2 separate regions of the Mus musculus genome follow, and region 2 is linked to region 1. A link is a loop called in an ENCODE intact Hi-C map of the cell type or tissue named here. Cell type or tissue: heart. All regions are shown on one strand. Links, peaks and the distances in the headings refer to the core of each region. The heading gives the core; the rest is flanking DNA. Region 1 holds the start of Fam204a (family with sequence similarity 204, member A). Region 2 holds the start of Cacul1 (CDK2 associated, cullin domain 1).

Region 1 (15,583 bases), core at 7,673-10,172:
TAATGGCCTAATCTCTGGGTTGACCAAGTACCATGCAAGTAAAGGGCATGCTCTCAAGGAATCCAGCTAAGAAAAAACCCAGCAAAACTTTACAGCTAGGCCATAAAAAACAAAACAAAACAAAAAAAAAAAACAAATCAAACACAAACGAACAAACAGAAGCAGAACTTAAATCTGCACTGCCTCCTATTTCTTGAAAACATAGAGCTGGTACATTTGGTTCCGCCAAATTAACTTCCTGATTGTGGTAACCAACCAACGTTCTTTGAAGGAAAGTACTGTAATCCAGAGTTTCTGCCACACATCATTCACAATTTCCGAGATAGAATTCAAATCATTTGTGGTAACAGATTGGATAGAAAGGCATTTTGGAGAACATTTAAAGTGAACATTAAAGTGAACTTCTGGGGGTATTGTGAGGGTGTTTCCAGAGAAGAGCAACTACCTGCATTCTGGGTAGGTGTTAGAGTTTCCTATTGTATTGCTGCTATAAAATACTATGACCAGAGCAACTTAAGGCTGATGACTGCTGTGAGTGAGGAATGTTCCTATAAATGCATATATTTGAATACTTGGCCACTAATTGGTGGTGCTTTGGGGGAAGTTATAGAATTCTGAAAAGATGCAGCCTTACTGGAAAAAGCACATGGGTGGGGGCGGCGGGCTTTGAGAATTTATAGCATCATTCTACTTCCTGTTCTATCTCAGTCTCTTCCCTCCTCCTCCTCCTCCTCCTCCTCCTCCTCCTCCTTCTCCTCCTCCTCCTCCTCCTGCTCCTCCTCCTCCTCCTCCTCCTCCTCCTCATCTCTCTGTCTCTCTCTCTCTCTTTGTCTTCGTCTCTGTCTTTATTTCCCTCTTCCCCCTCACTCCATCTCCCCTCTCTCTCCCTCCCTCTTCCCATGTATGGATGAAAATGTAACCAGCCAGCTTCCTGCCTCTGCTGGCATACCATGCCTTATTCACCATTATGAACATCTCTGGAACCATAAACCAAAACAAACTTCCTTCCTTAAATTGCTCTGGTCATAGTATTTTATAGCAGCAATACAAAAGGAAACTCTAACACCCACCCAGAATGCAGGTAGTTTTAAATTGTCACCGGGCTGCAGATAAACGGAGGAGAAAAAAGAAACCTTGTAGCGAGGGAGTCTTTCCTGTCTCTGCTTCCTGGCAACCATGATTTGATCTGCCAGACACACCTCGCCATGATGAGCTGAAATATGCTATGAAGTCATGAGCAAAATAAAATTTCCTCTTTTTAGGGTGTATCTATCTTGTATTGACAGAAAAACTAGATGGTAAATATCTTCACCTGTTGAGACATTTTGCTGAGACAAAACATTTTCAATATAAAAACCAACAAATAGTAATTCCAAGATTATTTCAATGTTTGAATTAAATGAGCAATTATTTTTTTAGGGTAGAAAGGACTGTAAGACAATGAAAAGATAAGAAACCTCCACTGAGAGATAAATAATACAAAGGGACAAATTAGGGAGTTCCAGTCTCAACAACGTTGCTATCAATTCTCAAACTAATCTACAAATATGACATATATTCAACCAAAATCTCCACAGTTGCTTTATAGAAATTTCAAAATTCTCAAATTTGTATAAAAAAGAAAACGAAGATGATCAAAACTATTTTGAAACAACAAAAATGGTTGTAAGGCTCACACTACTTTGTTTCAATGTATTATAGTGCAACTGTAATCAAGATTGGTATGGTATTGGAGGTGAGGCAAATCAATAGAACCGAATTTAAGGTCTAGAATATATATTTACATTTCATATTATTAACTTGATCTTCAATAAAGATACAAAGCAGCTTGAATGGAGACATTTAAAAAAATCTTGCTGGGACAACTGGAGATGAGGGTGCCAGAGACTGAGCTTCGAGTTCTACTATATAGGAATATTATAACTGACCCAAATGGTTCATGAATCTAAAACCCGACAATATAAAAAAAATCTATAAATGAAACAGAAAAAAATCTTTATAACCTTGAATAAGGCAAAAACTTCTTTTATTACACACACACACACACACACACACACACACACACACACACACACACACACACAAACACCCTAATTCCACAAAAGAAAAATATCAGGAAATTGAAATTCATAAATTTAAAATACAGCCTTTGAAACCCAGTGTAAAAATCACAACCCAAAGCCATAGATGTTATAAAGCACTAGTGATCTTAAAATTAATGTCATTCTTAGATATTCCTACATACAAACAGGTTAGACTGTTCTGTCTGGCCCCAAACTGTAAAGCAATAGGTGCTCCTTGTATATTGCTGATCGCTGATGGGGAATGCACAGTGAAATGTTCACTTAGCAAAAAGCTTGACAATTCCTTCAATAGTTAGGCTCATCATACAGTCCCCAAACCACTTATGCAGGGGTATTACCTATGAGAAAGTGAAATCTTTATTCACATCACTCACAATCTACACAGAGTGTTTCTTAGCATTTTTTCACTGTTACTGCTAAAAACTCCAAAATGGTCCAAGTAGTCATCAACTGGTGAATAGATAAATGATGTGATTCCTACTCAGGGACTGCTACTTAGCAACGAAATACATACGGAAACTTTGATGATCCTCGCCCATGTTAAGCTAAATAAAATAGGTCAGAACAAATAATCTACTGCTATTTGCTTTTATTTGTATGAATCTATTCAGGAAATGTCAAACTATAAGATACTTCGGCTGTTTATAGGAGCTGTGAGGTAGAAAGTTTTTCAATATAGAGGAGACAGAGGGAACCACTACCCATGTCCTTACTATGGTAGTGTTTATGTGACTACATACATACTTTAAAACTCACAGTTTATAATAGGAGGTGCGTGTGTAATTATATCTTAGTGTTAACTTTGAGAAAAATGAGGAGAAATAAAAACATTTTCAGATAATAGAAAAATCAAGAGACTCTGGTGCCTACGGACTTACTCTATATGAAAGCTAAAGGAAACTCTTTAGAGTAGAGATAAATGAAAGCAGATGTAAACATTTGTCTAGGGGATGAGTATTGATGGTTGCAAATGATATGTGTCTGTGTGTGCATAAATGAGCATATATGCATGTACTGATATAATTTATAAAGATTTGGGGGAGGTAGGTAAAAAAACTTCCTTAGATCATAGTTTATATCAGTATTTTCATATGACAAGAAACTAACACATAAAATAGTTTGAAAAGCTTTCTAAGACAGAGTATAGCAAGAGTGAGGTTATATGAGATCACTTGGGATACCCTCAATTTAGCAAATATGGTTTCTTCAGTAGAGGTAGTATTCTGGCTGACCTGATTCTCGGGGCTTAGAAGACAATACCACATCACAATGCAAACAAAACAATTAACAACCTGTAAATCAGACATGATTTTCCTTCCCCTGATACTTTCAATAGTACAGACTTTGAAAAAGATTCTGAATGGGTCTTCTGGCCACACACAAGAATTTTTTTTCATTAAACATTTACAGCTTTTTACAAAAGGTAGGTCCTTTCACCCCCCATGCTTGTAAGGTTGTTAGAATCCTAGGAAGAGTGTTTTATGAGTCACTGGAAAGATGGTGGAGAACAAGCTACACTGGAGTTATCTGATAGGTTTCCAGATAGTATGCCTATACTTAGCTGATCCCTTCCTCTGAGAAAGCAATTTGTCGTATTTTCATATGACAAGAAACTAACACATAAAATAGTTTGAAAAGCTTTCTAAGACAGAGTATAGCAAGAGTGAGGTTATATGAGATCACTTGGGATACCCTCAATTTAGCAAATATGGTTTCTTCAGTAGAGTTAGTATTCTGGCTGAGAAAGCAAAACTGGCAATCACTATGGATTATGAAAATACAAGGACACTCAGAGAGTACTTTATAGATTATTTTTAATAGCACCAGGAAAATATATTGACTCAGTCCCCAAGAGTCCTAGGAGGAGACCATTTGCATGGACATTAGTCATTTGATACAGCTTTATTGTGGTTTAGAACTAATCAGGGATATAGTCCTATAGAGAGCTGGGAAAGCGATAAGGGGAGGTGTAAGAGTGACTGAAGTCCTGTGTTGTTTGACATGGGCGTGGCCATGTCAAGTACCAAAGCCTTAGACTGTAAGAAATTGGCAAATTCATAGTGGGGTCTAAGTACAAGTGTTCACAAAGGATTGTCTAGCATATGCAAGTATAAGTGTTTACAACTCATCAATGTGTACATATCTAGTACCTGCAATTTCCTCCTCCTGCATGTTTACTCTCTAAGACTGTTGCCTACAGAGACCCACCTACTAAAACTAGCTAAGTCCTCCCCTCTGGGCTTAGAAAATAAGCAGACTGAGATTGGGTTGCTGCAGTAATTAGTACCATTCCATGACAGTGCATACAGACCACTGATCCAGCTTCTCTGTGTCCCTATGTCTGTCACTTCTTTAGTGTCTGCCTTTCCCCTCACCCCCTCATTATCCCTAATCAGATCAAGATACCAAGCCATGGAGATCACCATATGGTACAGGAGATAGAAAGCAGCTCGTATCTGGTAAACAGCTGACAATGGAGGGTGTTTGGCTGTCACGTTTAGTTAATGACGTTTTATAATTTATATGACTAGAAGAAACGCGTTCACAGTTACAATGAAATGCAAACTAGAGTGGAAGGCAATAAAAAAAATGAAGGGTGAAATATTTAAGTTGGTGTTCAAAATCCCCCTAACCCTCTGTTCCATGGACTTATCTAGGTGCTAGTAGTTCTTTTGAAATGGTCTTCTAGCAAAGTATGTTGCTTCACATAGCTCCAAGTCTACCTTTCAAATGCACAAGGTTATTTAACATTCACCAAAATCCTATAAATCCTTCCACTGAATCCACTAGAGCTTGAACATTTGTCTTTGGAAAAGCTCCAAGTCTAGCCCAAGAATATTTTTTGAGATAGGGTCTCCGCTATTCATCCCGAGATGATTGTGGACTTGCAATATTTCTTCCTCCACCTTCCAGTTTCTAAGGTTGCAGGTGTGCATCGCCATGCCCAGTGCTAAGCTGATTTCTTAGGTTTTCACTAAGTCGTGTTATCCCAGGAACTCACTGTTTGTTCACAGATGTTCCTAAGTCATAGTCTCCATTTCACTTTAATACACTTTCATTCACCCCTGCCAAGATTTTAACAAGCCTGCTCATGTACTTCTGTATCCTCAAACTTTAGACAGAGATGACATTGGACATACAGCAAAAACCAGAAAGGTGCTAACAGTGTAATGCAATCTGTCAACATTCATGAGCTCCTTGGTGTTTATGTATCAGAAAACTACTTATTGACAAGGTCTCATATACCAGGCTTCCTATTATACTTGATACACATTGCTTCCCATAGAGAGATGAAGCGGGTCATGGAGTGTCTTTTAAAGTGAAAGTGTTAAGAAGAAGAGGGAGAGACTAACAGATTTCAGTGCATCAAACCAGGGATGACTGAAGGCTGCTGATAGGCTGGGATCACTCACCACTGTATGGCAATAGGAAAGGAGATAGAAATCTCACTGGCTATGTCATTACACTGATCATTTCAGATGTTTACACTTTTGACTGTTCTGTGCTGGGATTTCTAAGAAACCTCTTCTTATGAGGCAGTATATAATAGATGGGGGAAGCAGAAACTCAGGGTCCAGCATGTCCATTGTGTCGATTGTTAACTTTGTATGCCTTATCTTGTTTCTGTACATCACTGGATGTATGGCTTAGACAATTTACCTCAACTCTTATCTATACATTCCTACCTCATAGGGCTGTGTAAGATACTAAAGGCAAAATATAAACATACACAAGTACTCCTTAAACTTCCCTCTTCTGTTGTCTTTCCCCATTAGACCTGAAGAATTTGAAAGTATTAGACATGAACAATAAGTAAAAGGTGCTTCTTGGTATAAGGAATACCCTATATTACAGAACATTTCTTTCCTCAGATGTCAGTTCTTGCAGATATTATAGTGTTGGTTGTTAATTGTATTCTTGAAAGGCTTAACATTGTTTATAAATGTTTTTCTCTGAAAAATGTAGAAAAGAAAACCAGATAAATTGTTATTTCTCGATCATGATGGATAGCAACATAATTATGAGATTTAGAACTCCCTGGTTTCAATTTCTCTACATAAGTCAGGAGACCATATTTTTGCAATTTTGAAAAAGAAGTACTTTGTATAGAGGAAAGTTAATTATTCTTTCTCAGTTTCAGCAAGAATCACATTTATTACATGTTCAACAAAGTAGTATTCATTTTATCCAAATGAGAAATAGTTGAGGGACTTCATTATATTTGGAGAACATTTCCATCAATCAGAGATTTAGCAGCTACCAAAAAGAATTCCACAATTCATCTTTTATATCATGGGTGTGACTTTTAATCTCTGTACTAAAAATATTAAATATGAGGGAAAACTGTTCATAAACCGTAATGTTCCTTGGCAGAGAAAAACCGCTTTGTGTTTTTGAAGATATGAGAAATTTAAATGAAACTTACATGCTTGAAATTAGTGCCAGATGCAATGCAATTCCAGCACAATTCACTAGCTGCATGGCATAGTTCACCATGATTTACTAAAGAAGTATTCAACAAATCTACGTTTCACTGAAATCTCAAAAATACAAGTATTTCATTCATAAAACACATGGCTTGGCAGGTTTCCAGAGTAGGAATTTTCTGGAGGGAAGATAAATTTATTGATTAAAATAAATCAAATCACTGATGGTTTCCTTAGAAAATTTGCAAAACATAATATGCAGAAGTTGACAGCTTCACGTCTTGAGCCAGAACAAAAATCCAAGATATGGCTTTTTGTTTATTATCAAACTTTATTAGTGTCATAAGCGGGTATTTAAGACATTTCATATTAACATTTGGAAAACATACATGTAATTATATATGTATATAAACGTATATATGCTAAGACTGTACATCTTTGGCATTTTTATTCCAGTTCTACCCAATGCACAATCACATGCAGTAAGTAATGAGCGTTCATGGATGGGATGAATGTAGAAAAAACTAGGGACTAATCATGCTAGCATTATTTCTTTCTACCCCATGCTATAGCTTCTTCCCTGCCCCCTCACTATTCTGGTCACTCCTCTGCCTCTAGCAGTTGTTATGGAATAAATATAGTTTTCCCCCAAATCCATGTAGAAGCCTTAATCCATCACATAGTTATATCTGGAGATGGGATCTCTAAGTGAGTAACCAAAGTAAAATCAAAAGAATGTGTCTCTGACCTGGTCCCATTAGTATCCTTATGAGGGCTTCAGAGCACTCTCCTAAACTGTGTTTCAACTAGGTCATGTGAGCACACTGAGCTAGTAGCTGCTTACAAGCCAAGAGAAAAGACCATGTGCCAGACATTGCAGAATCCAGAGCTGGAGAAATGCATTGATTAAGATACCCAGTCTGTGGTATTTTGTTATAGCAACTCACAGCAAACTGACACAGCAATTACCTGCTCAATGCTGATAGTTATGCTTTTCCCTAGAATCAGGGAATGCTTGAAAGGAATCCTCCGTCATGCAAACTTATCAAATCATGATTCTAGAACACTACATCATAAACTTGCATATCTTCCAGAAGTTATTGGACAATGCATGGGTATAATGTATGTTTAAATATTAGGATTAAATATGTAATAATGATTAATCCATTCACATTATTGAATAGAGGCAAGAATTTTGTACATCACAATATTTTAAAAGGTTCTTGTTCATAATGTGAATAAGTGAAAATTACTGTAAGTTAAGCCATGTGTGCATTAAGTTTGGCCTACAACCAACTCCTTCCTTTGAAAAACTAAATAGCTTGAACTGCAGCTTCACTTAAGAGTATGTTAGTATTCTTATAACGTGTTGCTGAGTCTTAGTCAGTCATAGTAGTTGACTTTTAGCCAGTCAGTATGACAGCTGATCACACCATGTTTTTATAAGGTAAATACTAAGATATGACCAACCACAGTATTATATGTTTCTTTTTACCTTTTTTTAATTTACAAAGATTGCTTGCTCACTGATGGAACACTCTGAACTTTGACTGGGCCAGAGTCTATTCATGAAACAACTGTTTGTTCAAATCAATTCTGCAAAGTTTAATTTTTCATAAGTTTTTTTAAACTTGTTCAAGGCTTTGTATTTTGTATGTGCATGTGCCATATATGTGTTCTAATGCATGTGCATTAGGTCAGAAGACAACTCGAAAGTGTAGTTCCTTAGGGGTTGCCCACCTGTCTTTTGTGGTCACTGGCCTAGAGCTTGCCTCGTAGGCTAGTCTGCCTGTCTGCATCCACAGTGCTGGCTGCCATGCCTGGCTTTTAAAATACGGATTCTGAGGGTGGAATGAACTTAGGTTCTTACTGAGCTATCTCTCAGCCCTGTAGTTTCTTATATAACCATCACAAGAAAATAGAAACATAATCTGAGTACAGAACAGTACTTCAGAAAATGGAAGCATTTCTGAAGTGGTCCTACTTCATCCCCGTATCATCGCCTGGATTTACTGTTTTCACATGGTGAAAATTTCTGCTCTTTTCCTCATTTACACGCCGGTAAACCCCTCATCAGGACCTATACACTATGCCAGCCTGGTAAATCAACTTCTGAGTAGGGGGTGCTTAGCTGGATTTGATTCGGTCAACCAGACTGGAAAGTCCCTGGAGAACTGGAATCCGGTTGAGAATTGCATGAGGCCTGGAACACAGTGGACACTCAAATATACGCAAAAAGATAGGAAAGGCTGGGGAGAGGGGTGGCGAGGAAGCGAAGGAAGCAAAGCCTTCCTTGAAGAGATCATCTACAGTTCTCCATTGAACTCAGGTGGGCATCGAAGTCAGCATTTTCTTTAGCCAAGTTCACCAGCACAGGAAAGGAGCGAGGAAAGGACAAAACTTTAAAAAAAAATCGCTTGGTTAAAGTGAGGAAAAGGAGAAAAACAAACAAACAAACAAACAAACAAACAAACAAACAAAAAACAAAAACAAAACCTCAACAGGCTCCTCTTAGCAGAGGCGTTTAGGCAAGCCAGGCTGTTCCCTGGGCGACCATAGAGCCAGAACGGCCGCAGCCGATTGGCTGATCCGCCCGAGCCAATCAGAAGACACGATGTTGGCGGGGTTCTAAGATGGCCGCCGAGCCGCTGTTTCCTCCCTGGTAAGTTCGGCTTCGCGAGGCGCGACTTGGCGGCAGGATTCGCGGCGGCCTGTCGGGCTGTGTTCCGAGGCAGGGAGGGCGGCGCAGGAGTCGGGGCGGCTCGTCCTCGCAGATCTGCCGAAGCGGGCTTGGAAAACCCTGGGTTCGGGCGGGCGCCGCTGGGCTCCGGGGGCGTCGTGAGGTAGCCGTCCGGTCCCGGGCCAGCGAGGAGCGCGAAAGCCCACACAGCAACTGCGGCTGACCAGAGCGAGGTTCGCGGCTCGCCGCTCCGCCGGCGTCCCGATGCGAGTTCTGACGCGGCTGGAGAGCTGAAGGTGGTGCGGCCTCGCACCGGGTGAGTGCCGCCGAGTTCCAGGTTGTCCGTGCGGGAAGGGGTGTGCCTTTCAGAGCCACCCTCTCAGTCTTGAACTTTGTAAGTACTTGTACAGTGGCATGGATTGCGTGGTTTAAAATCTTTCCACACAAGTTAGAGAGGGTCCCGGGGGAAAGTGGGTTCCAAGCCTTGGCTGTAAACATTGTTTTAATTCAAACTCACCTATCCTTAAGATTAAAAATACAAAAAATAAATAACTTATTTGAAGTATATCTGAACTGAGGCCCCTGACTCCCCTCGGGTTTTCTGTGTCGTTTTAAGAAAAAGGAACACATTTTCTAACAATAAATAAGACATTTACATTAATGTTGATAATCTTAAGCCTAAAAGTGTGTCAGTTAACTAGTTCCAAAGTTCAGGAACTATTTATTATGCTCTTATAGGTTAGAGGATGGCGGTTATAATTATTTTACAAATAGGATTAAATTTAGATGTTTGTGATTATTTAAAATCGAATACATAAGACAGCCACTTGATGGAAATGCAGCTTAAATTCTGGCATAGTAGAGACAGAAAATTTGTTGGATGCGCAGATTTTATCCTTTGGGTATTGCTTGTAACCAGTTTTGTGGTCTAGAAATACATTTCTCAAATCTCTAAATGTGACTCTCAGTGTGTTACTTAGTATAATATCTCCCCTTTTTCATATGCAAAAAGTGCAGAAAAAATTATTAGTAAAATTTGCCTAGATTTGACCTGTCTCCCAAATCTTTGTCTCCAAGAATTCGCCACCAACTTTGCCCTCTAAAAGTTCATAATTTAAAGCTGTCAGGCGTAACTGGATCACAATGATTTTGGCCAGTTGTAGAAAGAGTTGCTGTTAGTTTCTAATGTGTGTTGTGATGAAGATTAGTGCCTGCCTCTTGGTTTGTGTGTGGTGTGTGACAGGTCTGCCTTCTTTTTCTCCTGCTGCTTGTCTGTCTTTTGTTGTAACTTGGTTTCCTGCCCCTTTTCAGTGGACCCTGTGCAGAGCCTCTGAAAACTGATCATCTAGTGAGGTAGAGGAGAGAAGCTGCGTTTATATTGATCAAAGAGTAAAGCAGCTCTGGTCATTTAGGACTCTGAGGCCATTAAGATCATAAACATTTTAAAGGTGTGTGTGAGACCATCGCACTGGTATTTGACCATACCTTCGTTTTAAAGCTTAGAAAGAACGAAAACCCAGGCAAATACAATGGCCTGCTCAGGATGGAAGTCATCTGACTTTCAAGACTATTTTTACCTCTATAACTAGTCTTCTACAGATCTGACACAAACTAGAACTTTTATAATTGGTATTTTTTTTATCTCTATGGTTTCTGTATCTCAAAAGATGGTATTTACTAAATCCTTTTTAATTTTAATTTTTTTTTTTTTTTTTTTTTTTTGTAGAGAATGAGGTGTATAGTCAACATCTCTGGTAACAGGTAAAGAATATACTTTACTGGATTTAGGGTTTCTCACCTAAAGGTAGATGATACTGTGCTACCAGGGGGAAAGTAAAATACTGGATTTAAAAAAAAACAAAAACTGATAATTAGCTTAGTGACTTTCAGTACTTTCATTATAAAACTTCTTAAGAATACATAGATTACCAGATGCTGAACCACTTTGTTCTAAATGCATTGCTTTCTGCCAGAGTCTGCTCAGTAATGGTTGTGGTTGTTTTTCGAGGGTAAAAGAAACCCTCTTTATTTAGACTTAGAAATTCAATTCATAGCAAATGATGTCTGCCCAGAACTAGAAGATATGTCCCACGTTGTACACAAAATAGTTTGTACATGGGAAAAGTCCTAACTGCAATGGTGAAGTGTTGGAAATGAAGAAGTGATATTTCAAACTTTAGAAAAAAGGAGAAATGTGGCTCATTTACATCTTCCTTGAGGATATGATTAAATTAAATACTGGGTTACAGGCTAAAAACTGAAAGCTTACAAGTTAATTCATTTTCTGTGCTATGGGCCTGGCTATAATCTACATAGAATTGAGTTTCTGTTTGTCTGGTATTCCACATCCTTTTAAAATGGCTGAGTGAATATTCTCAGAGACTAATCTAGGAATTTTAAAGACATATAACCTGAAAGGAATGAAAGAGACACTTCAAAGAATTAATCACCCTTCTGAGAATCCCAAACAGGAATAACAGGAGGCCAGATATGACACCAATTGGAAAATGTATGAATGACATGTATATGCAGAAAGACAGTGTCTTCAAACAGGAGCCCAAGGCAGAAATTACCAGTCAGCCTCTCCATACTGGCTAGTTTACAGTTGAGCTGCTGCTTAACTGGACCGCTGTGTTAGGCAAGCTCGTTACCAGCAGTTACCTGTGTTTATCTGCAGAAACCTTAATCTTCCTTACATCTGTTTTTGTTTTCCTTTTGTTTTGGGCCACCCCCTCCCTCAGTATCATGGGAAACTGATATGTGACTAAAGATTTTAAGGAACTGAGTTAAAAAGCAAACAAACAAACCTTATTTGAGTTTTGTAGTATGGATTTGGAGGATCTTTTAACTTTTCCTCTTTCTTCAGGTCCATTTAAGAAACTGTCAAACCAGGAAAATACCGTATCAGCATATTAAATGCTTTATCATCAGTCAATAAGAGTAATTTTGAGAAAGTTCAAAAAGCCGTGAAAACTGGGTAGCTGCCTGAAAACTGATGAGGAAATGATACCTTCTATAGGGTACCTGAGACCGCTCTCCTTGGGGAATCACATTTGAATGTCCAGAATATAGATTGTGAAACTCCAGATGTGCTCAAACAGCAGCCTGCCATGCTGTCTAAGGCCCAGGCCGAGTGACATTTCCATGCTGCGGTGCGGATTCTGGTCTGTGAAGCTCCTGGTTCTCCTTTGTGTACTTTGGTTCCTAGACTCTTGAGAGTATCTAGCGTGCAGTGAACTGCCATGGGCAGTTCTTCTATAGTAGGCCCCAGGCATGCTTAAAAAATGCCTGAAATTGTTAATTTTAACATCCTCAACTAGATAACGAACCTAAAGGTGATGCAGATGCTTCACTACGCTGTTCTCGCTGGCTCATTTCACAGTGTATCTCAAGACTTCATTCATCTTGTCTTTTAAAACCTAAGACCAAGCTTGGAGGAGATGCAGGTTTTATAAGTCAAAACACTTATAATTTGGGGGTCTCTACTTTGAGCTGAACTTATGTTCTGGATGGAAAGTTACACACTGTAGTTTAGAGCAAACCTTTATAAGTGAGAAACATTAATATTTGAGTTTCATTCATTGTCTGATTGTCTGCCTCTTATTTTACTGCTCTATTCAGAAGGCCAAGCACAAGGTTATTCAGAGAAGCTTCGTGTCAGACTGCAGATCAGGGTGGGGAACATGATTCGTATCAGTTGACAAATGAAACGCTTCAAATATTAGAAACTTCAGAGGTATCTTATGGGTTCTTCGTCCATACTAGGAGTGATAAAAATGCATTCATGGCCACAGAAATGATAGCAAGAACCACTGAACAGTTGGTTTTTTTTTTTTTCTTTTTGACGCACAGTTCAAATTTATTTATTTATTTTTTAAATTTTAACACTAAACGTTGAGCCCCTAGAGCCTCCTGAATGCTGTGGAGTACTGTATCTCATTTAATCCTCAGACGAACCAGTGTAATTATCCTGTGCCACAGATGAAGAAACTGAGGATCAGGGTTGTTAAGTAATTTCCTTCTTCCTCTAGAGGAACTGGAGTCAGGAGTCCAGTTGAGTCTTCTTAAAAAGCAAGAGAATGTTTCAGAAAGTCAAATACTGATAAACATATCCTAAAACACAAAAATACTGCTTCTTTGAATCTGAGGAGGTCCTTAAAAGAAATATGTAATTCAGAGTAATGCAGAGATCCTGATACCTGTGACCTGCAGAGAATGAGGAGACCCAGCAAGATAGCTTTCTGTTCTTCACTGATGATGAAATATGAGAAATGCAATCAATTTGGGCTCAGTTGTATGGAAAAAATAGGCTGTATTATGGAGATCAAATGAAACTTTGATAATCTTTGCACATGATTACACGAATTCTAAAAGTCATTTTCATGAAACTTAATGATTATACCATTGGGCAATACAGATAATGCCAAATACTATGTTAAACTTATTTCCCAAATACATACTATTGTTACTCAAGAGAGCTGTATGCTTGTTAAAATTTTAGATTTATATTTCATTTAATTTTACCAAACTGTAAAATTTAAAACTAGGATATATTCTTTTACCTCCACACTTTTAAAATTTTATTTAATTATATTTTTTTACATTTATATATGTGTATGGGTGTGGGTGTCCATGCCATAGCACATAGATAGAGGTCAAAAGACATCTTGCAGTTGTCTCTCACCTACCATGTGCGGTGGAACTCAGGTCGTCAGGGCTGATGACAAGTGCCTTTACTTGCTGAGCCATCTTGTTGGCACATACTGCTACACCTTTTAAAATACAGATGTACAACTTAGTTTTTTTTCTTTGTTTTCCTGCTTCTTAGACAACATGCCTTTTGAAAGTTATATATGCTTCAGTGTAGATGACACATCCACCTTTATTTTCTTTTATGGGCACAGTGAGAAACATGGTATTTTGAGCCTTAAATTAGTTGTGATGTTTCACGTGTATAATTGCAGCATTTAGGAGGCTGAAGCAGGAGGGTCTTCGGGAATTCTTGGCCTGCCTGGGCTCTAGAGTAAGGCCCTGTCTTAGTAAAAGAACAAAACAAAATAAAAATTTAAAACTACATTGTTTTAAGTTCCTACTGACATTCTTGAGCCATGAGTGCTTTACTGAGCGTCGTTTAGGCAGAAGAGTCCATACTTAAGAAAATCAGGGTTCTGTTTTATCCATTTTAGATTTTAAAGTTTAAATTGGCTGTCCTTAGGTCATTGGCAGACATATTGGTCTCCTGTGGTATCTGTTAGTGGTTTTAAAATAGTTTCCATGGCTACTCTTTGAGTTTGAATTCATCCTTCCCTTTCTCCTATTAGAAGAAAAGATGTGGAGTGGGCTGTTACCTCCTGGACTAAATGAAAGTGATGTTGAATCAGATTCTGAGGATGAAATCAAACTAGAGAACCCAGAACCTTCAGAACATAATTTACAGGAAGATGGAAAGACTGGCAGCAGTACGAAGCCAGCAGTGTCAGACTTCCCGACAGGCCAGCCAGAGACGGAGACAGAGGCTGATGCGGATGCATATGAGAAGTGTCCTTCTGGGATTCCCTTAAACATATGGAATGTAGGTTTCCCTTTGTGTGGTTAGGAAAGTATGCATGTTCATGTGTTCTCTGTGCTGTGGGCAAAGTATGTTGGGATATAACAGACAGTAGAGGGGCCTCAGAACAGATTCTACTGTTGGATACTAGTTTTATTTTACATAAGTAGAAGTAGTAAAACCTTCATAGGATTATCTACTTCATAGGATTATCTACCTAACATGATAAAGGAGTTTATTTCTTTATTTCTTCCTTTAATTATATGAGTTATTGAGCTTCATTCTCCACTATCAAACAGCTTATATCAAAACCAGTGAATGCCCCAATTCAGCTGAGAGTTGTGAGGACTAAAGTATTTCAAGAACAGAATTCCTTAGTTGGTGGCTTTAGAAATGGCAGAGCATAAGGATTTCTATTTAACATGTCTGTTCCTTTTTAAACTGTATGTTTATCTTCAGTCACACACACACACACACACATCTTTTCTCCTTTTACATAGAAATTTCAAGAATTGCATAAAAAAAATTCTGAACAGAAAAATTCAACGCCAAGATTCAGACAGAAAAAAAGAAAACGCTCCAAAAAAGGTGTTTATTTTTAAATTTAGATTGTTAGTTATGCTAACTCTTAAGTTGATTAATTGAATTAATTTCTTAAAACATGATTTTGAAATAATAGCTGCATAATTAAGTATTGACACTCTAAATTTCTTTTAGGCAAATTGAAGAATGAAAAGGAATCTCACAGGTAGGTAGATTTTAAAGTAGTTACTATTCAGCAGTGTTGTGGGATTTTCTAGATTGCTGCACTACTTACCTTTGGTAATGATCAGACATGAGAAGT
Region 2 (15,583 bases), core at 5,316-7,815, 350 kb before region 1:
TGAGTGTCATGCCTGCATGTATAGTTGTGCAGTCTGTGTGTATAGTTTGTGTAGAGGCTAGAAGAGAGTGTCAGATCCCCTGGAGCCAGTTATAGATGTGAGTTGCCATGTAGGTGCTCTGTAAGATTAGCAAGTGCTCTTAACTGCTTGCTGATTTATCTCCCCAGCCCTCCCTCCGAGTTTTACGCACTTGTTTTTGTTTTTTTGTTGTTTGTTTGTTTGTTCAATCACTTCTTCCAGATCTCTGTCTGACCCTGAACTTAACAGTCCTTTGAGTATTGGCTTCATGGTTACCTCCTAAAGGCATGCTCTATCTGGGAGCAGGGAAGATGTGATGGGGCCCCCTGGCTGCCATTTCACTTTCTTCGTTCCTTTCCTAACTTAAACTACAGGGGCGTTTTACCTCCTCAGAGTGACATCTCCTGGTCTTGAGCTCATGCACCCCTCTCTTCTTTCCTGGATCATCTTTATCTCTGCACTGTCATCATTCTCATGAGGGACTCCCAGCACCCACACGCATAGCCCTTTTCTTTCTCTGGTCCATTCCCAGGCTCCTTTCTAATAAGAGCTGAAACATTTAGATGTTAAACATTCAGTCAACAAACTGTTAAATAACACAGGTACCATTTTCCTCCCTTGATAAGTAGATTTTTATGACAAAATTAAAACAGGGGTAAATATGTGGTAAGGTATATGACTAACTATACCTGGGTGATTTTTTGGTAGGCCAAGTAAGTGTCACACAAATTTACTTCACAAATGTTAATGTTCTTTCATTAAGTAAATTACTAATTATGTTTAAATCAAGACTTTATTGTTTTATTGAGACTAATGAAAAATTAGGCATCTTATCTGGGGACACTGATTTTTTGGATGATTTTTACTAATTTCAAAATGGGGAAACTTTATTTTTCTGACATCAGAGCAAATGGACTTGTGACTTTTTAAAGCAATGCTTAGATCAGAAATGAATCATAGATTTAACATAATTTTTTTGAAAGGCAGTACAAACATTTTTAACTTATCCATATATTGGTTTTGTTAATCATTAAGGGTTAAAACATTTTTCTTTCTATAAAAATAGTAAGTGCTTTGTGGGGGTCCTTGCAAGCTTCAGTGAGATGAGAATATAAACTCAGGGGCTGGAGAGATGGCTCAGTGGTTAAGAGCACTGACTGCTCTTCCAAAGGTCCAGAGTTCAAATCCCAGCAACCACATGGTGGCTCACAACCATCCATAATGAGATCTGATGCCCTCTTCTGGTGTGTCTGAAGACAGCTACAGTGTACTTACATATAATAAATAATAAATAAATCTTTAAAAAAAAAAGAATATAAACTCAGTTCAGGCTGACTTAGTCAGTCTGGATCAAACTTCTAACAAGTCTGATGATAGGCAGTTCATTATAAGCATATTTAAACAGTATAACTTGGGTTTCCAGGAAACAATCACTCCAATTCCAGGTACACAATGCAGTTTAAGACATGACTATATAGAGACTCCTTCACAAAGTACATGTGCCCGTGAAAATGGGTTCTATAGCTAAGGTCTATGATCTGGTGTGGTCTCTGACTGAGATAGTATAGAGGTAAGCAGGCTATAAACTTCACGTGACATGCCATGTAGGCTTAGATTTTTAAAAAATTTACTTTTAATAAGGGTTCTCAAATGCTTTGAGCCCCCCCCCCCCCCCCGCTTGTATCACTGTTCAAATGTAGGGGAAAAAAGATAGTAAATAGGACAACGAGATTTGAACCTTTTTAGAAGTAGTTCTTTGGGGCAATTCCAATCAGGACACCAGCAGTCCAGTTCAGTAGTGTCAGCATAGTCTCTTGTAAGGCTATGCCGGTGCCTGGCAAACACAGAATTGGATGCTCACAGTCAGCTATTGGATGGAACACAGGGCCCCCAATGGAGGAACTAGAGAAATTACCCAAGGAGCTAAAAGGGTCTGCAACCCTATAGGTGGAACAACAATATGAACTAACTAGTACCCCTGGAGCTTGTGTCTCTAGCTGCATATGTAGCAGAAAATGGCCTAGTTGGCCATCATTGGGAAGAGAGGCCCCTTGGTCTTGCAAACTTTATATGCCTCAGTACAGGGGAACGCCAGGGCCAAGAAGTGAGAGTGGGTGGGTAGGGGAGTGGGGGGGAGGGTATGGGGGACTTTTGGGATAGCATTGAAATGTAAATGAAGAAAAATTCCTAATAAAAAATTAGATATTAAAAAAAAAAAGGAATCATCAGTGGTGGCACCATCCAGCAGAAACTGCCAGGCCTCTGCCAGATTAGCACGAGTCAGTGGGACCCACCAGGGCCAGCCAGAGGACAAGAGACTGAAGACCAGCAAAGGCAAAGATTAAGGACTCCAGACCAACAAAGCATTGCAAGGCTAGCTGTCGGTTGAACCCTATTTATACTTCTTTCTCCAAACATCATATATCCTCCTACCTGTCTTGTCTCAACAAAACAACACATGAGTTTGCCTTAGCAAAATACCATGTGATTTTACATCACATGGCATATCTAGAAAATTCTACTTCAATGTTCCCTAAGGATGGTTTCTATTAATTGGAAGCTGAAGATAAAGGTCTAGGGAGGGAAGATAAAGGTCTAGGGAGGGAAGATAAAGTCTGGGATAATCATTCTGGGGGAATTGAGTGAGGTCTGGCTCTACAAATAGCCAAAGGTCCTCAGGTTGTGAAAAACATCTATTCCCAGCTTTCTTCGTGGAATGCAGGCATTTTATTCCCTTTATTGAGGAGACGTATGTTTAACATTCCTGGTTTCCTTAGTGCTCTGTGGGTGACTGGACCTTTGGGTCTCCAACAACGCTTGTTGTAGAGATAAAACAACAACTATAACAACAACAAATCCATAAGAACAAAGATTAAAGAATCATTACCCCTCCTACCCAGATAAACTACCATGGTGTAGTGGCTATTCCTTGTTTTCAACTTGACTATAACTGGAATAAACTACAATCCAGAATTGGAAGGCTCACCTGTGACCCTAATCTGGAGGCTGTGAGATACAAGTTTCTGACCTGGATCTTGGCATGAAAGTGGCTAGGAGCCGGGAGTGATGGCGCATGTCTTTATTCCCAGCACTTGGGAGGCAGAGACAGGTGGATTTCTGAGTTCTAGGCCAGCCTGGTCTACAAAGTGAGTTCCAGGACAGCCAGGGCTACACAGAGAAACCCTGTCTTGAAAAACCCAAAAAAAAAAAAAAAAAAAAAACCAAAAAAAGCCCAACAACAACAACAACAAAAAAGAAAGTGGCTAGGAATCCCAGAAGATTAAGATGGGGAGATCTCTGAGTTCAAGGTCATCTGGAACAAAGCAAGTCCCAGATCCAGGCATGGTAGTATACACCTTTAATCTGGGCCACAACTTCTGCTGGAGACCTACATAAGGACATTGGAAGAAGGAAGATTTGCTCTCTGTTCTTTGCCTGCTTGCCTCGTGGGACTGAGCAACTGCTAGATCCTTGGACTTCCATTCACAGCTGCTGCTGACCATTGTTGGGGAGTTGGACTACAGACTGTAAGTCATCAACAAATTCCCTTACTATATAGAGACTACCCATAAGTTCTGTGACTCTAGAGAACCCTGACTAATACACATGGATATTTTAAATTGGTGTTCTCTCTAAGTATACAAACTTAAACATATATTATATAGGTATATTTGTACTGTTTTAATAAAATTCTTATCTTACTAGGAAACAGAAACAAACAGAAAAACCAAACAAAGAGGCTAACTTCTGGGACTGTGGAAGGATATAGTAATTATTAACCTGGGCCCACTGTTGGGTCAGCATTCCTTATTTTGTTGTAATTGTCTCTAAATACTGAACAAACCAGAAATGGTTTTAAGTTAATAACTATTAAAGCATAATATACCTGTACTAGTCAGGGTTCTTTAGAATCCAAGAACTTATGAAATGCGCGCACACACACACACACACACACACACACACACACACACACACATATATATGCATATATATACATATACGTGGAATTTATTGGGATGACTTTTATATAGGCTGCAGTCCAACTAATCCAACAATGGCTAGCTGTGAACAAAAAGTCCATGAATCTAGCAGTTCCCCAGTCTCACAAGAATGGGTGTCTCAGCTGGTCTTCTGTATATGCTGGAATCCTGAAGAAGTAGGCTCCAATGCTCATGAAGGAATGGATGATCTAGAAAAGTGAGGACAAGCAGGCAAAGAGTAAAAGCTTTCTTCTTCCATGTCCATATATAGGCTTCTAGCAGAAGGTGTGGTTCAGACTAAATGTTTGTCTTCCCACCTAAAGATCTGGATCCCATGTGTGTCCTTGAAACCTGGATTGTAGTTCATTCCAAATATAGTCAAGTTGACCACCAAGAATAGCTACCAGAACTCCTTGAGGTCTAATTTAATAATTGCTCACAAAGTTCTAAATAAAAATCAACCACGTATCGAATGCCCATTCACCTTCCCTTCTGTTTCTTACCCATGGCCACCTAAATAGACTCTATCAAAGATTTCTCTGGCTCAGCCTGTTATGCTTTTCCACGTTAATGAAAGCTTGTTATATATGGAGTATCTTAACAAAATACACATGAACAGTTCAGTATTTAACAGTGTGCTGGGAAAAACTCCTTAGAGTAGGGCCTTCTAGGAAAGTTTACTATAATTGTACCAATCTCATCAGTTCTAAAAGTTTTCATAGTCACTTTCAGATTGATGAGTTGATAAAAGATTAACACAGTGGGGACTTACCAGTTATCCTTCAGTTAATGGTTTCTGTGATGGCTATTTCTGGTTTGTCAATTTGACTACACCTGGAATGAACTACAATCCAGAAATGGAGGGAACACCTGCAATCCCGATCTTGAAGCTGGAAGACACCCAGGTCTTGACATGGGATGACACACACTTTTGATCTAGAACTTGAGGCACAGTGCCCAGGAAAAGCTTAGGCCCAGACAAGATGGTATACACATTTAATCCCAGGAGACAGAGGCAAGCATATCTCTGAGTTCAAGCCCAGCCTGAGACAGAGCAAGTTCCATTAAACAAAAGCTTAGGTCCAGGCATGGTGGTACACATCTTTAATCTGGGCCGCACCTTCTGCTGGAGGTCTACATAAGGACAATGGAAAAAGCATTCATTCTTTGCCTGCTTGCACTTGCCAACACATCTGTTGGAACCTATTTCTTCAGGATTCTAGTTTATACAGAAGACCAGCTGACTTAGCCTGGTGGGATTGAGCAACTACTTAGATTCTTAGAGCTCCCCATCACAGCTGGCCATTGCTAAGTTAGCTGGACTGCAGACTGTCATTCATCCCAATAATTTCTCTTAATACATAGAGACATTCCATAAGTTCTGTGACTCTAGAGAACCCTAATAGTTTCTAACTGCACAGTGGTCAGAGAATGTGGTTATGTCAGTCCTCAGACATGCAGAGACACTTGCTTAGAGACACAGTATGTTTATCTTTTGTAAATGTTTCACATACTCTGGGAAGGAATGTATATTGTGCAATTTCTGAATCAATATTCTGTCCTTCTTAGTTTGGGATACCTAGGGCTAAAAAACGGCACACACCAACAGTCTACCCTTTGGAGTCTGTACCCAGGGCCTACTGCCACACTGTCCTTTCATTCCCCAAGCAAAGGCTCAGGCTGCGAGGTCAAGGTCTGGGTGGCAAAAAGCCTGTGTCGGTGGGGGACCCTCACTATGGAAAGGTTAGCCAGCATGGGGTATGAAGGGACACTCAGAAGGCTGAGGAAAGAGGACTGCTTGGAGTTAGTTGGAGCCCAGTTTGGAGTACAAAAAGAAAAAAGAAAAGACGAAAAGACTAAAAAAGAAAAGGGAAGGGGGCTGTTAAACATAAGAGCGTTGGTGCGCCGTTTTTGGGTCCACTCTCGGGCACACCCAGACTAGTTGTGGCAACAAGTTAGAGAATGCGCGTGCGCAGACCAAAGTCCTTTATCACGTAATGTCGGCCGGGGGCGGGGCCAGCGAATCCGGGTCTGGACACCTGGTCTAAACTGATGGGGAGGGGGGAGTGGGGAGGGGAGGGAGAGGGAATCGCGCCGCTGGGTGCATTCGCCTTGAGGTGACTCATAGCTCCCGCCCCCTTTTCGCCCAGCTTTCTCCAGGCCGTCCCTCGCATCACGTGCCTTCCTGGCCGCTCCCCCAGAGCCCTTTCCAAAGGCCAGAAGAAACTGCTGTAAAATGTCGTGAGGGACGTCAGCCCTTTGCGGCTGCCTCTCAGAACCAGACCCCGGGAGTGCCCACCTCAGTCAGCGGTTCCTCCGGCGGAGTCGTCTTGACGGAGGGCGAAAGCGCTCGGTGCGCCACTGGATTTTCCGCCGCACCCGCGAGGGCTCCGGGCGATGTGAACTCGAGGCGGCTTCTGCGCTCCCAGGCCCGGGGGCTGAGGTGGGCGGGCAGGTGCCTGGGAAGCCGCGGCCCGGCGGGATGGAGGAGAGCATGGAGGAGGAGGAAATGCTCACCTACGAGGCAATGATGGACGACCAGAATCACAACAACTGGGAGGCCGCCGCGGACAGTTTCCGCCAGCCTCCGCCGGCCCCGCCGCTGCCCCCGCCGCCGCCGCCGCGGCCCTCGTCGTCCATCCCGGATCCAGGCCGAGAACTCCCGGGGGGACAGCTGCTGGCTGTGCACGCGGGCTCCATGGAGAGGAAGGGTCCTAAGGAAGGGCTCCCGATGGGGCCTCCGCCCTTGCCGGAACCAAACGGGGTGATCATGATGTTGAAGAGCTGCGACGCAGCCGCCGCGGTGGCCAAGACGGCCCCTGCCCCCACCTCCAGCTCCACTATCAACATCAACACCTCCACCTCCAAGTTCCGTGAGTCTGTCCCTCCTCCACGACCCCACCCCCACCCCCCAGCCAGGCTTCTCCACACCAGCTCGTGGAATCCCCCCGCCCTGAGAGTAACTCCACTTCCTTTGTTCCAGGCTTAGTTCTCTTTCCTTCTCTTAACCCTCCCACCCTGATTCGGTGTCTGCGGCCAGTATCCGGCCAGCCAGCCAGTGTTGCCTGTTACACCTGCGCAGCCTCAGCTTATGCTTTAGAAAAGATCTTTAATACTCCTGATCATCTCTCAACATTAGTAAGCTCTTCTCTAGGGTGTCCCCTTCAAAGTTTCACCTTACAGAGCGAGAGGGAAAAGTAAGGCGGTCTTGAATTTCGTTAGAGGCCTTTCGTCTTTTTTTTTCAACCAGAGAGCAAAGAAATGTGTTCTTGTATTCTTTGCCGCTGTACTTTTAGCAAATCGGGCTTCTGAACGTTGGTCTCTAGCAACTCTTTGTTCTCTGTGAGTTTTTGCATCCTGTCAGGGAATTCTTAGTTACTTCTACTATGTAGTGGGAACTGCTACAAGTCTTTGAAGTTGATGTGTAAAATCACGTTCCAGAGAAGCGGTTCAGCAAGTGACTGTAACCAGGATCCTACCGCAGGTTGAACTTTTTAGCGGTCTGCCTTGAAATTCACTTGCAGATAGAAGATAAAAACTGACCCCAAAATGTTCACAATCAGGCAGTGTGCTTCCATAGCTAGGTAAAGAATAAGGTAGTAGTGCTTTTTAGTTCAGAGTGGTGGTGACAGTGTAAAAGGAACGTGGTGGCCAGGTCCTTGTTAGCTGCAAATTTAGAATGGCATCTCCTAATGTAACTGGAGATTTTATTTCTAGTTAAGTTTTATTAAGCTATAACAGTAATTGCCCACCTAGCTGTTGAAATTTTTTTTTGTCCTGATGCAGATAGTCACAACCTTAGAAAAAAGTATTTATGGGACTAGCACACATTACTTATTTGCCTTCAAGATACTGCTTTAGGCAGACACTTTGGTGTGGGTGTAGAAAGGAACTTTTGTTTATGATTATTCCCTGTTAGACATACACATGACAGTCATTTACACAATGCAGTTTGTATGTTGATTAAGTTGTGAAACTAGACTTTATAGTTGCAGTGTGATTTACCTTAAATGCTGAAGACAGTTTGGATTAATGCTTAAGTAGACTTTCTTTGATGAGTTAAGAAATGAACATTAAGAGCAGAAGTCGTCATCAGCTAAGCTCAGAGCAAAAGAATTTGCCACACTTAAAGGTTATTTCTTGAAAAGATTAATAAAGGGAGTTAGGAATGCAGCCAGGTTGAAAGAGTGCTTGTCTAGCAGTCAGGAAGCCCCAGATTTGATCCCAGCAACTTATAAAACCTGACCTGGTGGCTCACAGCTGCAATCCCAGCACTCTGGAGGTAGAGGCAGGATGATCAAGAATTTCATCTTCCTTAGCTGCATATCCTGTTAAAGGCCAGCCTGTGATATGTGAGACCCTGTCACAAAACAAAACAAAAAGGCTAGGAAGCTAAGACCTGTTAAAGATTGGTCAAGGGGAAAAGTTGCAAATAAATGAAAAATAAAAATAGAATATTAGATTTTATTATATGGTAATAAATTTGAAAAGGTAAATGAAATATATGATAGTTAGGGAACTATTAACTCAGAAGTTATCTAAGTTATCTAAGCATGGATGGACTAAGCTGAGACTAGTAGTAGTGCTAGTAGTGATGAAGACTTTCCCTTTCAAATCTCTTGGTCCAGATATTCTTGTATACAAGCTCCATTTCATTTCCATAACCTTTTCTTTTTATAAATTCTGGAATGTAGGGCACAGAAGCAAGACAAAACTAAAACCCCAAGTCCATTTTATAGGTTTAGTGAAATATTGATTTAAAACTAGGTAAGATTATAGTTGTGTTAACACCTGTTAGCATAGAAATGAAAATCCTGTATACTATTAGCTCATCAGATCTAACTATGTCAAAAGAATTGTGATTCACGGTTTGTCCAAGTTTTTTTTCGATATATTGCTGTGATTTATCTCAGTAGGTTGGAAAAAAGTCACGACTTGATAACTTTTTTAAATGCCAATATCCAGTACCTAGTTGATATTGTGGTACTTGATACAAGGATAACTTAGTAATTCAGAGAGTGCAGGATAACTATTTAAAAGTCAATACCTGTAGCTAATAGGAATAATAATGGAGACATTTTCAGTATAGTCACTATAAGATGGTAACTACCCATGGGTGTTCCTTAACATAATAAGAAAAGTCCTTGTTGCTTGCATGGTGGTTCACATTTTTAATTCCACCCCCCCAAATACACACACACACACACACACACCACGATCTTTTGAGTTCCAGGTCAGCCAAGGTAGACTCTGTCTCAAGAAAACAAACAAACAAGACCCCTGAAACAAACCCTTTAGAATTTGGTAATAATTTCATTTATCAAGAACCACTGAAACCAAAAGAAAAACACAATGTAGATGGATTGTTAGGTTGAAGACCAGCCTAGAAAAGATAAAATGTATACTAGTAGCAATGGTACCAAAAATAGATATCTGTATAATAGTTTAACAAATTATAGTGTCTATAACTGAAATAACCTCATAATACACAAGACTTAAGGACAGTGTAATTTTAATAAGTAACTGAGGAAGAATTCGCTAAATGGCTTGTTTCCATGTTCTTGAATCAAATTATTATAGGAATGTCCCTTTTCTCCATTTGAATCTAGAAATTCAATTTAAGTACCACCAACATTGTTTGATTTGTTTGACAAACTCCATTACTTTTGACACAGTGCTGGCTGCTCTTGTAGCCTGACAGAGGTGGGCAGTAGTGGGTTCTGCTGTCTTTTATTTACATGTGCCTCTGCCGCTGTCAGGTGATTTCTGGTCTGTCTTATGAGACTTCAGATCTGCTACTTGCTCTTGGGTTGTTGGTGTTGCTGAGTTTAAAGACATCCTTGTGAACTTTGGGCATGCATTCGGAATGTCCTCTCCCTGTGGTTTGTATTTTTCTTGGTGTTTTTCTGAAGAGAAGATGCTTTTAGCTTCAATGTTAATTGATTTTTATCAGTCTTTTTCTTCTATGGCCTGTTTGTTTGTTTGTTTTGTATCCTGAGAAATACTTGTGTAACTCAAAGTCAAAATTTTTCTTATATCTTTTTTACTTGCCTGATGTGATTGCTTTCTTGGAGGCCTATGTTCTCCCTTTTTAGTTCTTTCTGAGGTGGTTCATCTCAGCTGTTCTGGCTCAAGCTCTTCTAGCTAACTGATTCAATCTAGCTTTTCTCAGCTTTTCACTGAATTGCTCTGCTTGACTTGAAAGTGGTATTTTAATCCTCTGGCTCCTCCTTATTCTCTGGCTTCACCTGCCTCTGCTGACCTGCTCTGAACTGCATGGACTCATGAACAAACTCAGCTCTCCTGAACTGAACCTAACTGACTGAACAAAACTGACTGACTGGAACTAGAGACCCGAATGCCTACCTGTTTCCTGAGTGCTGGATGGCAGTATTATCATTCCCAGACCTAAGGTGGTTTTTTTGTTTGTTTGTTTGTTTGTTTGTTTTGGTTTTTATTTTTATTTTTGTTTTTTTTTTTTTTTACACAAGAAACTTGCTCTATGCCAAGCTATCCTTGAACTCAGAGCAGACCTCTGTCTCCCAGGATTAAAGGCCTGTCTGTATTCCAGCCAGATCACATAGAACTAGAAGGTCTTTGGATGTGATCCCTTGCAAGACTAGCTGTGTTACTGGATTAAAATTCCTCTACATTTTCACCTAGAAATGTTGTGAGTTTAGCTTTTAACCTGTGGCCTGAATTATGAGCTTATGTGTGTGTGGTGTGAGAGACACATTCTTTTCCTCATATATGTCCAGTTGTGTCAGCAGTATTCAATTTAAAACTACCCTTGCCATTTTGACAGTTTTGTAAGAAAGTAACTGACAATATATGTATAGATTTCAATTCTGTTCACGAGCCCCTTTATGTGGGGTGTCATGTTCAGGATTGTTGTGTCCTTGACTGGGTGTTTTATGATGGAATGTCTGTTTGTCCTTGGTAGTGTCCAGTGACTTTAGATTTCCAGGTTCATTGTGTGATGTCTTTTTTAGTCCTTTTGTTTTTAATCTAAACTGCATTTGTTGTGCACAAAATGTGGTTGGATCTTGCTTTTTAAAAAATTTATGGCAGTCTATCAGTCTGTCCTCCTTCCTTTCTTCCTTTCTCCTCCCCTATTTCTCTAACCCCCTCTCTTTTTCCTTTCTTTTCTTTCCTTCTGGTTTTGAGATGGAGATTTTCTTTGTAGCCCTGGTTGTCCTGGAACTCAGAGTTCCACCTGCCTGTGCCTTCAAGATTAAAGGAATGGCCACCATGCTCCGCCCCAAGCCTCTTTCAAAAGCTCAATTGAAGATTTTTCACATTTACTGTAAGGTTGAAGTCCATTATCTATTTTCTTTCTCTTAGTTTTTTATCTTTTGATACTTTTTTTTTTTTTTTTTTTTTTTTTTTTGAGGCCCTGGCTGGTCTTAAACTGACTTTAAACTCCAGTCCCAGGGAGGAAGTCCTTGGCCATACCCATATGTTGTGTGGATCTTAAATGTTTAGCCCACTTTTGATGAAATATGACTTCAGTTTGGCTTATTATCATCCATTTTGCTCCTTAGTGGTAACCCGAAGAGTTGCAGTGTGGAAATTCAAGTAAAGTATGGCCTTTGCTAGACTCTCTCACATAGAGTTTGAAAATCTGTAGTTCTTCATCTTCCTTTCTTTTATCCTATTTGTGTGCTACTGCTGTAGATAGCTGTTAAACACTTAGGTATCCCATGACCTAGGTGACCATTGTTTAATGGTAGCCATTCAATATTTTTTAAAGTGAAAACTACACAACTTATTGGCCATCTTAGAGTGAATAGTTGCGAGGCATTCAGTACATTGTGTGGTACAATCACTGCTTTTTCTAGTTTTATGCTGTTTTTATCACTTCCAAATAAATGTTTATACCCATTATACAATCAGTCCTCACTCCTCCTTCCACCTCCTGGCATCTCCTAATCTGCCATGTTTTTGTGTGTGTGTGTGTGTGTGTGTGTGTGTGTGTGTGTGTGTGTGCTTATCTTTTCTAGAATCATAAGATGAGATTTACTTTTTAGAGAGTCAGAACCTAGTCTTTTTTTTTTTTTTTTTTTTTTGAGTAAGAATGGCCTCTTTAGATTCTTATATTTGAATGATTAATAGTCAGGAAGTGGCACTATTTGAGGATTAGGAGGTGTGACCTTGTTGGACAGTGTCATTGGCCAAAGCCCATACCGGGCACAGTCTCTGTCTCTGCCTGTGGATTAGGATGTAGAGCTCAACTCTAGCATCATGCCTGTCACCATGCTCCCTAAGCCTCTGACACTGTAAGCAAGCTCTCAGTTAAATGCTTTCCTTTATTAGAGTTGCTGTGGTCCTGGTGTCACCTCACTTCAATAGAATGACTAAGACAGCTGGGAAAGAAATCTTTTATATTATCCTTTGTGTTGCTGTTCTTCCTTTAGATTTTGGCTTCCATAAAAATTTTAGCTAATTTTTTTTTTTTTTTTCTGAGACACTTGTTTATATTTGTAGCCCAGGTACTTCTGGAACTCATTCAGTAGATCAGACTGGCCTCAAACTCTTCACCTGCCTCTTGCCTCCTGAGTGCTGGGTGACCCTCCTCTGCTGCCACCACCCAGCATGGTAATATCCCTCCCCCCATTTATTTATTCATTCATTCATTCACTTTACATCCCCATTGCAGCCTCCTTGCCTTCCAGTCCCTCCCTCACACCGACCTTCCTCCACCCCTACCCTTCTCTTCACCTCTGAGAAGGGGGAGGTTCATCCCTTGGAATCAACCCATCCTGGCACCTCAAGTCACTGAGGACTAGGTACATCCTCTCCCTCTGAGGCTAGACAAGACAGCCCAGTTAGAGGAGCACAGTCCATAGGTAGGCAGCAGAGTCAGGGTAAGCCCCTGCTCCAGTTGTTAGGGGACCCATATGAAGACCAAGCTGTACATCTACATATGTGGAAGCAGGATAGGTGGCAGTTAGGTCCAGCCCTTGACTGCTCTTTGTTTGTTGATGGAGTCTCTGGTAGCCCCCAAGGGTCCAAGTTAGACTCTGTTGGTCTTCTCGTGGAGTCATGTCCCTTTTGGGTTCTTCAATCCTTTCCCCAACTGTTCCACCAGACTTTCTGAGCTGAGTCTGGGTCTCTGCATGTTTCTGTCATCTGGGTGGAGCCTCTCAGAGGTGAGTTATGCTAGGCTCTTGTTTGTGAATCCAAGCTGACAGATGTAAAGATAGCTTGAGGCTCTAAGGAAGGCAGGCTAGCAGTGTCTCTCTAGATCTTCCAAGTACAGCTCGGCACATTTCCCTCCAAATTGGCAGGGATTGCTTTGGTTCTGTTGTCCTTGACTTAGTTAGCTTTTGCTTGACTATAGAAGTCTTTATTTTCTAAGACTATGTTTTACTGAATTGTGTATGTATAGTATCTATAAAATTCTATATGTATAGCCCCCTTTTCTCATTAGCATCTTTCTATTGTCTCTTGACCTTTATTGTTAACTTAAAATCATTTTTATTCTTTGAGGATATCACATATGCATACAATATATTTTATTTATTTATTCTTATAGGATCTTTTGGCTCTAGCAGTCTTGGTAACTGAGGATGACTTTGAATTTTTCACTCTCCTGCCTTCACGCCAGGAAATCTGGGATTGTGCCTAGCTTATACCTGCCGATTATCTAACCCAGGGCATTTTGAAGCACTCTATGAACTGAGCCACATCTCTGGCCCTGCTTTATCTTTTTAGCAATCAGCAATTTAACTGTGATATTCCCAAAGGACCAGTTTTTCTGTGTTTATCTTCCTTGATTTTCCTGAATTTAGAATTTGTCAGATTATCTCCCCCAACCCACCCCCATTTCCACTTGGTAGAGTACTTTTGCTTTATGAGTAGTGAAGCACCGCTCATTTGTTTGCTCTTTGAACAAAAATAGTTCTCTAAAAACTGTGCATGCTGTGCATGCGTGTGTGTGTGTGTGTGTGTGTGTGTGTGTGAGTGTTTCCCAGAGGATGAAGACTGTGGAGTTAGTGCTCTCCTGTCTTTATATGGATTCTATAGATTGAATTTAGGGTTTCAGGCTTTATTTGTTGAGCTGTCTGGTCAGCCTACTTGTTTTATTGCTTTGTGTGTGTGCTCCCTGATGTTCATTTTTAGTGTCCAATCTATTGATACAGATTTACTGGGGATTGACTGTAGTGCAGGTTGACATCCAGACTAGGTGTTGTTAATTGAACAAATCCTCAGTGGTGTGGTGAGCAGAGAGCCTTTAGTAAGCTTACTTCTTCTTTTTTTTTTTTTTTTTTTTTTTTTTTAAAGATTTATTTATTTATTATATGTAAGTACACTGTAGCTGTCTTCAGACACTCCAGAAGAGGGAGTCAGATCTTGTTACGGATGGTTGTGAGCCACCATGTGGTTGCTGGGATTTGAACTCTGGACCTTCGGAAGAGCAGTCGGGTGCTCTAACCCACTGAGCCATCTCACCAGCCCGTAAGCTTACTTCTAAGGTCTTATCTGAAGTTAACTCCCTTGGTGCTTGGCACCCTCAAGATCCATTTCCACGTGTATTCAGTCTTAGGTGTTTTTATGGATGTTACTAACCTCTTTTTCATTACTTGGAACTTTCTTTTCTGTGAAGTCTTATTCTAGCTAGAGGTCTTGAGACAGCTTGGGCTCTCAGATTGATCAGCTTTTGCCATGCTGGCTTCATTCTGGGGCTCAGAGTTCTGCTATATCACAGGTATTGTATATTTTTTTTTCCCTTAATAGGTGTGTTTAGGCATTGGATTAAATATCTTGGATTCCATAATCTTAAGTATTCCATTTATCTGTCTGTCTGTCTATCTATCTATCTATCTATCTATCTATCTATCTATCTATCTATCTATCTATCTATCTTCAGTATGTCAGCCTAGTACCTCTAATAGTTAAGAGGTCCTTTGGGTTTTGCGGAGGTCTTACATGCATTGATCCCAATGAGCTACATATATGAGAGTATGTGTAGAGGCTAGAGGATAACCTTGGCATCATTGATCGGAGGAGACTTAGTAACCCACAGCACTAATATTTCTTGCTCCCATGTGAGCAGGCAATTCATAATATTTCAAATTTAACCTAATGAAATTGATGTTTTTCTAGTTTTTAGTTAACTTTTGAATTATTGAAAATATTAACTGATTTTTTTTTTTTTACTAAATCTTTTGGTTATCAGGGTCTATCCTCCAGTTTGCAAAGTGGTTGATGGGCTCAGCTTTTGATGGTGTTTGGCATCTTATTACCTTCTAGCTTAGTAGATGTGTTTGGCAAGCATCACTATGAATATGATCCATTGGCTGAACTTCAGAATCTTACTGAGGCTCTTCATCTCCTTTTTGTTTTTTATTTTTAAAAACTGATATCACATGAAATGTCATTGATAAAGAGAAATCCAGTTTTGTATATAGAGCTTAGTTTCAAATCTGAAGAAAACAGAGTTTACTTCTTTTGCAAACCAGCACTGTTTGTTGTTAGACACTTTGTGACGTTTGCTGACCTTGTCCCTTTGCAGTGTGTCTCAGTACCATAAACTGGTCTTGTGTCTCTGTTTTAGCTGACAGTTGGCTGTTAGCCTCTGT

What was found. A loop is a pair of places that touch in the nucleus more often than their neighbours do. Peaks named below come from ENCODE experiments on the same cell type or tissue, not always from the same donor. Only the 100,000 strongest peaks of a DNase experiment are listed, where the experiment ranks them.
Region 2: a loop joins it to region 1, with 3.0 times the contacts of the local background. A loop is called at or near these places in 2 of 42 quality-filtered maps.

The regions. Positions count from the first base shown.
Region 1 is chr19:60,220,234-60,235,816 of GRCm38, reverse strand. Fam204a (family with sequence similarity 204, member A) reads left to right here and starts at 9,116. Exons shown (of 8, transcript NM_001358273.1): 1 at 9,116-9,173; 2 at 14,513-14,763; 3 at 15,240-15,327; 4 at 15,457-15,487. The coding sequence starts at 14,521. In heart, for the core only: no CTCF peak of the experiment used is centred there; a DNase peak (open chromatin) is centred at 9,126; H3K4me3 peaks cover 1,515 bases; H3K27ac peaks cover 1,191 bases.
Region 2 is chr19:60,571,616-60,587,198 of GRCm38, reverse strand. It overlaps Cacul1 (CDK2 associated, cullin domain 1), which reads left to right and starts at 6,176. Exons shown (of 9, transcript NM_030197.2): 1 at 6,176-6,871. The coding sequence starts at 6,481. In heart, for the core only: no CTCF peak of the experiment used is centred there; DNase peaks (open chromatin) are centred at 6,118 and 6,848; H3K4me3 peaks cover 2,500 bases; H3K27ac peaks cover 2,397 bases.